Regions from separate parts of the Homo sapiens genome. Here all the other regions are linked to region 1. A link is a contact called in ENCODE Hi-C data. All regions are on one chromosome and are shown on one strand. Each heading gives the region's core, a stretch centred on a gene start or an enhancer-like site at or near the end of the contact. The rest is flanking DNA. Distances are from core to core; before and after follow the strand shown. Region 1 holds the start of DOCK1 (dedicator of cytokinesis 1). Region 2 overlaps DOCK1 (dedicator of cytokinesis 1). Region 3 holds the start of C10orf90 (chromosome 10 open reading frame 90).

Region 1 (3,686 bases), core at 638-3,137:
TGTCACTTTCCTGTTGTTCCCTATGCTTCGGCCATCCTGGCCTTTCTGTGCTCTGAAGGAGTGGTGCTCCTTCCTAAACCAGGGCCTTTTCACGTGCTGTTCCCACTCCAGTTCACCTAGCTGGTTTCTGCTTATCCTTAAAGTCTGGGTTTATCTTATTTCCTCAAGGGAGGCCTCCCTGCTCTGGAGCAGGTCAGGCCACCATGTCCTTTACCGTAGAGCACCCTACTTGTCCTGGACAGCACCTTCACAGATGCTTCTCCTTCAAGGGGTCAGAGTCACCAGGCCACCACTACAGCGCCTGAGCCCCGGAGGTTTCTGATTTCCACAGAAAGCTTCAAGTGCATGCTGTGTGTGAGTGAGCCTGGCCACTTCCTCTGTGGGACTTCAGTTCCTTATCAGTAAAACAGAGCCCGTGGCTTTCCATGAATGTGGGGTTGACTTACCAGAATGCTCAGGTCCCACGTTATCCTCTTGAACGCAGCAGCTTTCCTCTAACCCACGAAAATGGAAAAGCTCCTGTGCCATTCCCAAATACTTATTTAATCTGCATTCTGGGTGGCCCCTAGGGCAGGTGACGGGCATTCTCTACCGCAGGATGGTGCCCCACCTGGTCCTCCCCAGGCCCTGTGGCCATCCTGGCCACCTCCCTGTGGGCTCTCCCAGCCCTGCTGTTCAGCACTGTCCCTACCTCACAGAGGTAGGGACCTCTTTTTCTTACCTTCTTCCTTTTCTTACCTTCGTTCCTCCAATCCCTGACGGCCCCCAGACCTACTGTAGTTGTCTCTGTGTCTTCGGAGAGAAGACACCCCATTAATGTGCCATGAAACCAAATTTATTCCATTTAAAGGGCTGCCTTCATTCGGAGGCTTTGTCCATGTCTTGGTTTTAACCTCTCTTTTCTGAAATTACAGTAAAAATAAATAGGTGTGTGTTGCTTTAACTTTTCCCTTGGAGAAATCTGAAGCCCCCACCTTTTACTGTCATGGGAAACACCAGGGCCTGAGAAGAACTCCCACCTCGGGCGAGGATGCCGTTCCTGAGCCCCACGCGTGGCCTGGGCTTTCCTTTCCCTACTTCTCTCTTCCCCCGACTTCAGCAGATCCTGAGTCCCACAACTATTCTAGCATTAGCTTCTGCAAGCCCAGCTGGGCTGAGGTTTCTGCGGCTGCTTCCTCTTGGTCTCTCTGGAAAACTCCACTCATTCAGCACCCAAGCAAGAGGTCACCTGTCTGGAACGCACTCCCTCGGCAGCGCTGTGCCACCTCTTTCCACCCCATTTGAGTGGCCGGCACTTACCTGTGCTGTTTGTTACCTGACGTGTCCCTTCTCCCACCTACCAGGCAGTTGGTGCGGCGCTCCCAGCACACTCGGGCAATGAGTGGGCAGGCGCTCAGGTAACGTTTGTCGAATGAATGAATGAGCCACGTGCTCAGGAGGACCCTTTCCAGAGCCTCTGCTGGTTTGTTCTGCTCCGGGACTCTCCACCAGGGAGAAATCCGAGCTGGGGACCTCGCACCACCAGGCTCCGGCCTAAGCCCGCGCCTTGCAAGCCGCCCGTTTCCTACCTCCCGTAGAAACCCCCCGTCCGTCCCGCCCCCCTAAGGGCGCACCCCTCTCACGGCGTGAGCGCCAGCCCCGGGAGCTCCAGGAACTCAGGAGAACCCCGCGGGGGTGCCCGGGTGCGGAGCGCGGGGCTGGGCGCACTGGGACAGAGGAAGGGGAGCCCCGGCGACCGCGGGGTCGGGGCCCAGGGTCCGCGCCGAGGGCGGGCGCAGAGCCCGCGGCCGTCCCGCCTCCCGCCGGCGCTCCCGGCCTTTCCCATCCGGCCCGCGACGCTCCGCCCGCCCCGTCCCACATGACGCCGCCTCCGCCGCAAACTTTTTCCTCCCCATCCTGTCGCGGCTCGAAAGGAATGGAAAATGGCGGCCTAGACGCGGAGTTTCCTGCCCGACCCGCGGCGGCTCCGGCGGCGCCATGACGCGCTGGGTGCCCACCAAGCGCGAGGAGAAGTACGGCGTGGGTGAGCAGCGCCGCCGCCGCCGCGCCTCTCGCCCCAAGCCCAGGCTCCGGCGGGGCGGGTGTGCCGGGCGCCTGTTGCCGCCGCCCCGAGCGGCCGCCGGGCCGGGGAGAGGCGCTTCCGCCCGCGCCCGCGCCGCCGCCCCGCTCGCAATGCCCGGCGACCCCGGCCGCCCCGCGCCCCCGGCGGCGTCAGCTCCAGCCCCGGGGATGCGGGTCGGGAACACGAGGGGGTGGGGTGGGAATGGGGGCGGGCGCGTCCCTCCCTAGGGTGTCCCCTCCGACGCCCGCTCCTCTGGACCTCTGCCGTGGAGCCCCCCGGGCTACCCCCAACTCCCCGGCCCCGGCCGCTGCTATCTGCGCGGCTGGGCCCGTCAGGGAAGCCCAGGGGTCACTGTCTCGCGGCGGCTTCTGCTTCTTGGATGAACTTGCGTCCCGCGTCCGGGCTCTGGGTGGGCGGGCTCAGGTCGGCGCGGTCCCAGCGGATAATTCCGCCCTTTCCCGGCGGGGAGGAGGGGGCGCGACCTGGGTGGCCAGCGCCCCTTGCCCCTCGGCGGTCTCGCTGGGGACCGTGTGGGACCTTGGAGAGAAGGCGAGCGGCCGAGCGCCCCAGTGGCCCCAGGCCTGGAGACCCTTCCGGGAGAGCGGGGGCCTGTTTTTGCTCCGCGGCTCTTTGTCGCTTCCGAGGGGGGATGGAAGGAGTCGGGTTGCAAGTTTACATTTCGGACCCGAGTGCGCATTCCTGAGAGGGAGGCTTTCCCTTGCGGCTGAATAGACGGGCCCGTCCGCGTGGGACCCGCATCCTTGCGCCCCGGGGACCCGCAGCCGGTCGCCGAGGCCTGCGGACGCCCACCTCTTCGTGATCTGCGCGCCTGGTGTCGGGACTGGGCCGTGGCTACTCTCCTGCTCTCCCGGGTCCGGGATCTTCCCAGTTGGTTTTCGGGCTTGCTATTCCCCGTCCCACCATCCACAGACATCCTTGACCGCCTGCCTCATCCAGGCCACTCGACCCGACTGGGAAGACCTTTGGTGGTCTCGCCTCCCACAGCCCAGGCTGTGTCCTCCAAGGGCACCGTCTCAGCAGCAGCCCCGCGCCCATTCTGTGCCTGGCCCGTGCTGGACCTGCCCGACCCTCTGCTGGTGTGGTTCGAATCCTGGCTCTCTGACTTTTGGGAAGCGCCCTGGCAGCCCTTGTCCCCGGAGCGCTCTCCTTTCTGTGAACAGTTGCTTCTCTCTGCTGTCAATGACTTACAGTATGCCCTGACCACGGAGCCAGCTGGACAGTGGTCACGGGGACAGTCCTGGGACAGCCCTGGGTCCTACCGGGCCTGCACTTAGCTTGTTCCACATGCTGGGAGGCATAGGGGGCCTCCTTGCTTCAGGACCATTATGACTGAGCTTCCTCCCCATCTCCCCATTTTGCAGATGAGGAAACTGAGGCCCAGACACATTCACAAAAGTGCAGGAGAGCTCATCTGACTGCAGACTCAGTGTGTAACCTGCACCCTGTGCACCACCTAATGGATTCAGTCTGGGGCACTTGGCACGGGCCTTCAGTCTGCATCAGAGGCGAGAGGTTCGGGGTGGATATTCCACCTGAGAATGCTTGGGTTGTGGCGACAGTGGGGGTCCCTGCGGGGGTAGTGTGTAGAGGAGAGAGCTGAGGA
Region 2 (3,686 bases), core at 766-3,265, 240 kb after region 1:
GTGTTATCCAGGGATTCCTTTCTCTCATCTTCCTACCCTGTCACTCACCATAAATACTAAGAACAGAGCACTAAACATTAGGCAAAAGGCGAATTTCCCCCACCTCAGTTCATGCTGCTAAAGAACTTAATATGCACAAGTGGTGGTCATTGAAGCAGGGCTGGAAAGGGCACTTCCATGAAGAGATAATCGCTGAATGACAAAGGCTGCAGAGACTCCACTCCAAGTGGGCTCCGGACAGGCTGGAATTGGCACGGATTCTGCATACAAATGCAATTACCACTCTTAACAATAGGTCTCCATTAGTCAGGAGGTGCCCGGTTCTGCCGGCTGTCTTGATCGTGCACTATCCTGACCAGCTTTCTTTTTGCAATACACTCGGAATCAGTGAAGTGCCAGTGTGCGTGATTTTATCTAGAACTCTTTGCACCCTCTGTTTTGTGGTCTTATTGGTGTTGTAATACATTACCAAGAATGATGTGAGAAAATACAACCCATCACTTTTGTGAATTCTTCATTCAGTCTCATAATGTTAGATATTTTCCTCATCTTTCCTGAAATCCTCCAGTCATTTGGGGAAGGAACTTGCCTTCTTTTGGAGCTTCCTACTTGAGAAGCCGTCAAGGATTGTGGTGGACTGGGATGTTCTCCAGCCTGTCTAAGGGGGAGTGTTCACGGGTCGCGAGGTTTCCCATCCATCCTTGGGGGTGCCCTGGCTGTTTGTCCTCCTAGTTCCTGCCAGTTGTTCCTAACGCCGTAGCCTGGAGGGCTCTAGAGAGGCCATCCAAATCCTCCCTAACCTGGCCTCCCTCCACGATTATCTTGTTTTCTTTGGAGTCTGCTTTGCCAGGTCGGGCACCCTGGCTTCCTTCACCTCCTCCTCGCCTGCCTTTTACGTCCTTGCACCTGTGGCTCTCACCTTCCATACAGAGGGCTCTCTCTCGCCAGAGCTCTGTCCTTACCCTCATCCCGGGGTCCCAGGGTAAGGGGCATGCATGGAGGTGTCTTCAGCAGCTTCACACTCCTCCCAGTCTCCCAGGGCCTGGTGCAGAACTTGTCCTTAGGAGGTCCCTTGAAAAACACCTGTTCAATTAATACCCTTTAGGACCCCAAATGGAAAGGGCTAAGGCATTTTTATCAAAGTGGTTGTTTAAAATTCCACCTGTCCTTGTCTGGGCACGGTGGCTCATGCCTGTAATCCTAGCACTTTGGGAAGTCGAGGCGGGTGGATCATGAGGTCAGGAGTTTGAGAACAGCCTGGCCAATATGGTGAAACCCCATCTCTACTAAAAATACAAAAATTAGCCAGGATTGGCGGTGCGCGCACGTAGTCCCAGCTACTCGGGAGGCTGAGGCAGAAGAATTGCTTCAACCCAGGAGGAGGAGGGTGCAGTGAGCCGAGATTGCACCACTGCACTCCAGCCTGGGCAACAGAGTGAGACTCTGTCTCAAAAAAAAAAAAAAAAAAAAAAAAAAAAATTCCACCTGTCCTTGACCATCATGGATCATATCAAACAGTGAAAGCATGGAGTACACAGCAATGCGTTTCACAAGCTCCCCCTCTCTGATGTCAGACAAGTGGTGTGGAGCCTTGTGGCGTTCCCATCCAGTCAGGTTCCAAGCCCACTCATTGATCCACTGCAGAATTATTAGTGTCACTTGAGGCCACTTTGTGTGGTGGCTGTGATGATCCAGAAATGAAGCAGACACAGCGTGCTCCGGGAGGATGTGGTCACTCAGGGCTTGCAACTGATGGTAGGAATTCTACCACTTGACGAGAAGATTCTAAATTCTGGGAGAGATGCTGTTTAATGAATCTGAGTCAGAATTCCTGTTATGTTTTAAATCTTGCTTTCATCTCCAAAAGCCCTTGGATTGCAGTTGGTCCATGTTATTTTCATGAAAATGTACACATTAGAATTCAGGCCATTTTGTCGCAGTACTATGTTACAAATTAACCATTTCAGCGAAGGAGAGAATGGCTGGTTTGCCGATGATGTTTCATTGTTCCTTTCTGAAACCACATCCGAACAAAAGCTGAATCATCCGTGGTGTGACTCATCAGATTAGTCCGACAAAAGAATTACCAAAATAGGGCTGGAGAGAAGAAATTTCAGCTGCTTATGAGCAAAGATTATATTAGTAATTTATCCACAAAACATTTTCTGAAATAATTACGGCATATTTTGACAAGAAATATGGAAGATAAGCCAGAAAAGTTTTCCTAAAGAAAACGGAAACTGGAATCTCTTTTAATCTTCTTTCATGCTGAGATGGTTTTAATTAGAGTAGCACAGTCGGTCTGCATCACAACCGAAGGGATGTCTGTCATCTTAGAAAAAGATGTAGCTGTGTCAACCATCTCAAAATTTGTCAGAAAGATCACGTTTGGTACTTGGGGTTTCAGTGGTCTAGGAGGAAGCCCATCAATCCTCTGCCGAAGAAGTGTTACTCAGCTCTGAGTCAATAGATTTGCCAATAAGGGAGAGGTGTTTTTCAGCTGAGGAATGCCTTGTGACTCTCCACACTTTTACCCTTCTGTGCAGTCTCTTGAAACCCATAGTTACATCCCTTGCATAATTGTAAAAAGCAGCTCCTGGGATTTCAGATCTGGAAGGGACCTTGATGATCCCTTAGTGCAACCCCAGAGGACCTGGAGACTGAACAGACACCCCACCCAAGAGAGAGGGCAGAGAAGCTCAGCCCTAACCTTGCAGGTACGCGGCAGGCTCTCACGGGCTGATGTTTCTCACCTTTCGCTTGTCGTACTGGTGGTTTTCCCCCCGCCTTGAAATTGCATCAAGACCGTTTGTCCTTTTGATGCTTTTCCCTAGTCCTCTATATTTCCATGACAGAATTATTTTTCACAGAGAAATATGTACCGCCTCCCATGGCAAAGGTACCCATTTATTACAGGCCTGTGGTGCTAAAGCCCCAGGCAGCCGGGTCTTGAACACAGTATCCTTTTCATCTCCCTGGGCCAGGCATTACTGGAAACACGGTGGATAGCTATGCTGCTCGGAGAGGGTAATTGGGTTTCGAGTGAAAAGTGGTGTTTAAATGCAAGACAGGCAGGGTCAAATTCATTTCCCTCCAGGGCTTTTGGCCTTCCAGAAAGCAGGGTATGACATTACAATGTGTGAACACTGGCAGCTGTGATGGCCCCACGTGTTCTCAAGCCTCTGGGACAACCACAGTCATGTGACATTTTAAGATTTATTTTGAAATTCCTTTAAGCTACCCAATCCCGGGGTGTTCCAGGCATCCCATGGTGCATATGGAGAAGTGGGTTGTAATGGTGGTGTAGGGACTCACAGGAAAGTTCCTGAACTCCCGGATTCAGGTCCTTGCAACTAAGAGCCAGGCTTTGATCTGACAGCAAGGACTGTAACCTGAGCTATACTTTCCCCTGCTGCTGGAATTGTGTTTCTACAGATTCATATGCAGGAATTCAAGGAGGACTTGGCTGTAAGTTTGCATGGGAGAACAAGACATGGATGTAGATTTGTAAAGCCTTTGAAATTTGGAGACACCCTCTGGCTCACTTGGAGTCTATACTTCCGAGATGCTGTGGCCACCCATGTACACTGCTACTGAGTCACCTGAATAGGTGACTCCTCCTGCCCAAGGAACTCACTGGGTTCTGAACACTTTTCTACCGAAGAAACTTCTATTCTTAAGCTTCT
Region 3 (3,686 bases), core at 355-2,854, 230 kb before region 1:
AATTCTGTCCCCATCTGATTAATTACTTGTGAATAATGACATCTCTGATTTCTTTCAATTATATTCTAATTGCACACCTTTTGCTCCAGTTGATTGGGCAATGAAGTAATGAACAACTATTACTGAATTTAATTAGCACCATTATTTCTGTGGCCTTTACATCTCTGTTGTGAACATGGAAATTCACACTCCCAGGGCTGGAACTGGAAGAAGCCAGCCTTGAACCTTGAAAAACCTGTTCCTTCCACACTGTGCTGGCTTCCTTCTGCCCAGCCTGGGGAACAAAGACCTGGCGTATTTGCCAGTATTCATGGGAAGGCTTTCCTAATAACAGCATCAATATTCAGAAAGGTTACCTTTTCATAAGGCATTAGCAATTTGCATGTTACATCTATCAAAAGAGATGGGTAAATGAGCTATATGGGAGTCAATTACAATGTCGTTCATAATTTATTCCATGTACAATAAACAGCCGATCAGATTTCATGCGTGTTTACTTTCTGAAAAGATAACTGCTTGTGGCTGATACTAGTTGCAGAATACAAATATGTTTCAGAGTAATGTGTTTATCTCACTTTGACATTTTAAATCTCCAAAGTTCTCTCACTCTCTGTCTTTTTTTTTTTTTTTACAAAGTTGTCTCTGCTTGAAAATTAGAGCTTGCTCTCAAAAATAAAAGATCATTCTTACTGGCCTAACTTGAATCATTCTATTTTAACTCGATGAAGGCACGTCATACATATTCTCCTACAAAACGCAACAGGAAACAAGTAGGAATTTGCTTTTAAAGACAGGTGATTGCAAACATACAGAGCTAAGAATATTTAACTCACAGAAACATGCTGTAGTTTCTAAACATGGATACAAATTACCCAACTCAGTAGTCTTTGGAGCACCAATAAAGTTTGTAAATGCAGACATGTGTCATCGTAAATTAACTTCATCCGATATACTTTCCCCCTCCCCCATATTTCAAAAACTAAAATAAATTCAGAAATGAAGAAGGCTTTTCCAAATCCCTTAGGGAAGTCTACAAACACAAATGATTAATTTATTAGACCAGATAAAACACCTGAACTGTCTGATGAGCAACACGTCCATCTCTCTCTGAGTCAAGCGTGTACCCACTCACCCACCCAGGCTCAGCCATACCTCATATCTGCTGGCTGTCTGCTCAGCCGTCTTCAAGCCTTGACACATATGGATGATACAAACTTTGGCTCTTCTCTGGGAGGGAAACCAGTTACTCTTCACAAAATCCATGACCATCACATGGTTTTTCAACTCTGTACTAAATGTTTTTATCTGGAAAGTCCGATGCACGGCCGTTTCTGTGTAGCGGGCAGCATACCCCTGCGGATGAGTTTTTGTAGGAATTCCAGAGTGCTGCATGAGACTCAGTATCTTGTGACTTTAGCTAGTGAGACTGGCAAACACAATTTTCTTTGTTTAACCCAGGTATTGAGTGCAACAGGAGGGACTTGGGCAGTGCCCCAGCTCGGACCTGTCCCAGTGTTTTCCAACTCCAGAGCTAGTTGTCTCAATATCCCAGCTACATTTGTGAAGGATGTGGATGTGGGAACCTCAGGGGTGACCTTTACGTGCCAAAAAAAAAAAAAAAAAAAAAAAAACTTCTTGTTGTGGTCTGTTTCCAGCCTCACGCCTGAGCTCTCGGGTCACTCAAAGTCTTCTCTGATTTCAAAGAAGTATTTCTCTTTCCACTGCATTGAAGTTTTGAACACAGAATTCACCCAGTTACTGAGAGATTCAATATGTTTGTCAGTCTCTACCCCCTCAAATCCAAATAAATTATTTACAGGGCTCTGTACAAAGGAACTAGGAGGAATAATCGTTGCTTTTTAGAATTCCTGCTTTTACTTGCCAGGACTGAAAGGAACAAGTGCAGGCTGCCTACCAATACAAAGAGCGTCCTCAGCCCTGGAGAAGAAAACATTCAAGTGAAAAAGAGAACTCCCAGCGCAGAAGCAGCAACAGCTGCAAGAGGGCATCGGAAAAACAGCGCATCACGTGGGGGCTGGGGGTGGAGTCCACTCGCCTAGAAGGGGGCTCTGGTCCTGGGTCAACCATGGGAAGTTCCCTCACCACCCTGAGTCTCAGTTTACCAGGAGGAAGACTGGAAGGAAAATACCCCATCTGCCACTCACAGGGTTATTGTTAGGATCTGGTGAGCAAAACAGTGAAACAACAACACAGAATAGAGTCACGTTAGGCATCATTTTGAAAGTACAGTTGCGCGTTCTCTACCCAAATTATTTTGCACAGTGTTCGCTACACATATGATAACGGAGATTAACACAATGCTAATAATTATCAGATTCTAAATTTCAAGTCAATTAGAATTGCAGATCCATGGTATATGCCTCACTTTATTTAATGTTTTGATGCCATTTCTATTAACCTAGTAATTTAGAAGTGAAAATGGCAAGCCTTGGATCAAGGGTGTGTGCCAAGAGGAAGCAGATGACAGCATCGTGGCTGTGCTCCAAGTCCAGACACAGAACTCTTCTCCACAGGTGACTTTCTCTTGGCAGAGACACCCCCTTGAATAATTAACTCACCTGCCCCACATTGAAAGCCATGGGAGAGGCTAAAGGAAGAAGAGCCTCCAGATAACTTTCCTGAAAACAGAGCTGCAGTCCTAGCCCAGAACTGTGAGACTTCCTGCTGTGGGTCGAAGCTTTGCATGTCACACTCAGCAGGGCTAGGACTTGGGGGCTAAAATGCTGAACTTCCACCTTCGGAGCAATGGAAGTATTGAAGATGGGAACTACAATGAAGGAGGAGACAGAAAAGACTTTAGAGATCATTTAGGCCAACATTCTCATTTGAGTGTTAAAGTAGAAGACCTACAGAGACTAAATGCTGGCTCAAGATCACACAGTGAAGTGGAGTTCATGGTTCCTTAAACAGAACACAGCCCGGGTCTGCCTGGGGCTCTCCCAAGGATGTCAAAGAGAGTGTCAACACCCAACTGATGGCATCCATGGCTGACTCAAACCTGACAGTCATGCTGGAAACTCCCAGGGAGCTACACCATGGAGCGCCATCTTGGATTTGGAAGCAATGTGATAAAGAAAGCCATGGGAGACATTTGAGCAATAAAAACATGAAAATTGAACAGGGACACCAAGGAAAGAGGGGATCTGCTTCATGTTTGGGCACAGGGAAGGTCATTCCCTGTGTCCCCAAAAACGCCATTTAAACCAGCTCCCATTTGTGTCTATCTGCTCCTGTCCAGGAGACCCCGCAAGGCAGATAACAAATAATAAAGTCTTTTCTTCCACCACTACACACATTAAAGGACCTTGGACAATGCTGAGGCCAGCAGGACTGGTCATCAGCTACCCCGAGACCAGGACTGGTCATCAGCTACCCCGAGACCAGGACTGGTCATCAGCTACCCCGAGACCAGGACTGGTCATCAGCTACCCCGAGACCAGGACTGGTCATCAGCTACCCCGAGACCAGGACTGGTCATCAGCTACCCCGAGACCAGGACTGGTCATCAGCTACCCCGAGACCAGGACTGGTCATCAGCTACCCCGAGACCAGGACTGGTCATCAGCTACCCCGAGACCAGGACTGGTCATCAGCTACCCCGAGACCAGGACTGGTCATCAGCTACCCCGAGACCAGGACTGGTCATCAGCTACCCCGAGACCAGG

The links. Hi-C counts contacts between places; a loop is a spot of excess contacts on that map. Pooled maps may share reads with other maps.
Region 2: a loop to region 1 is called in a map of mammary epithelial cell, with 10 times the contacts of the local background. The contact joins the enhancer-like site here to the promoter of DOCK1 in region 1. A Hi-C loop is called at or near these places in 5 of 168 maps with a recorded cell type or tissue (HCT116, IMR-90, MCF 10A and 2 more) and 3 of 50 pooled maps.
Region 3: a map of posterior cingulate gyrus shows a loop between it and region 1 (6-fold over the local background). The contact joins the promoter of C10orf90 here to the promoter of DOCK1 in region 1. A Hi-C loop is called at or near these places in 4 of 168 maps with a recorded cell type or tissue (adrenal gland, gastrocnemius medialis, posterior cingulate gyrus and 1 more) and 4 of 50 pooled maps.

The regions. Positions count from the first base shown.
Region 1 is chr10:126,903,541-126,907,226 of GRCh38, forward strand. DOCK1 (dedicator of cytokinesis 1) reads left to right here and starts at 1,888. Exons shown (of 52, transcript NM_001290223.2): 1 at 1,888-2,023. The coding sequence starts at 1,978. LOC105378550 (a long non-coding RNA gene) reads right to left here and starts at 1,838. Exons shown (of 2, transcript XR_946449.3): 1 at 1,020-1,838; 2 at 1-902. LOC124900289 (a long non-coding RNA gene) reads left to right here and starts at 2,191. Exons shown (of 2, transcript XR_007062336.1): 1 at 2,191-3,686. RefSeq lists an enhancer at 2,909-3,657.
Region 2 is chr10:127,146,581-127,150,266 of GRCh38, forward strand. All of the region lies in intron 27 of DOCK1 (dedicator of cytokinesis 1), which reads left to right. All of the region lies in intron 5 of INSYN2A (inhibitory synaptic factor 2A), which reads right to left. Among named protein-coding and RNA genes, the nearest start is that of INSYN2A, 48 kb to the right of the region's middle. RefSeq lists an enhancer at 1,643-2,842. Within about 2 kb of position 2,016, at least 6 of the 41 ENCODE cell types and tissues checked have a DNase peak (open chromatin) inside an H3K27ac peak, as active enhancers do; they include HCT116, IMR-90, endothelial cell of umbilical vein and 1 more, where a contact is called at or near this core.
Region 3 is chr10:126,669,089-126,672,774 of GRCh38, forward strand. It overlaps C10orf90 (chromosome 10 open reading frame 90), which reads right to left and starts at 1,605. Exons shown (of 10, transcript NM_001350921.2): 1 at 1,153-1,605. The coding sequence starts at 1,392. RefSeq lists a silencer at 3,631-3,686.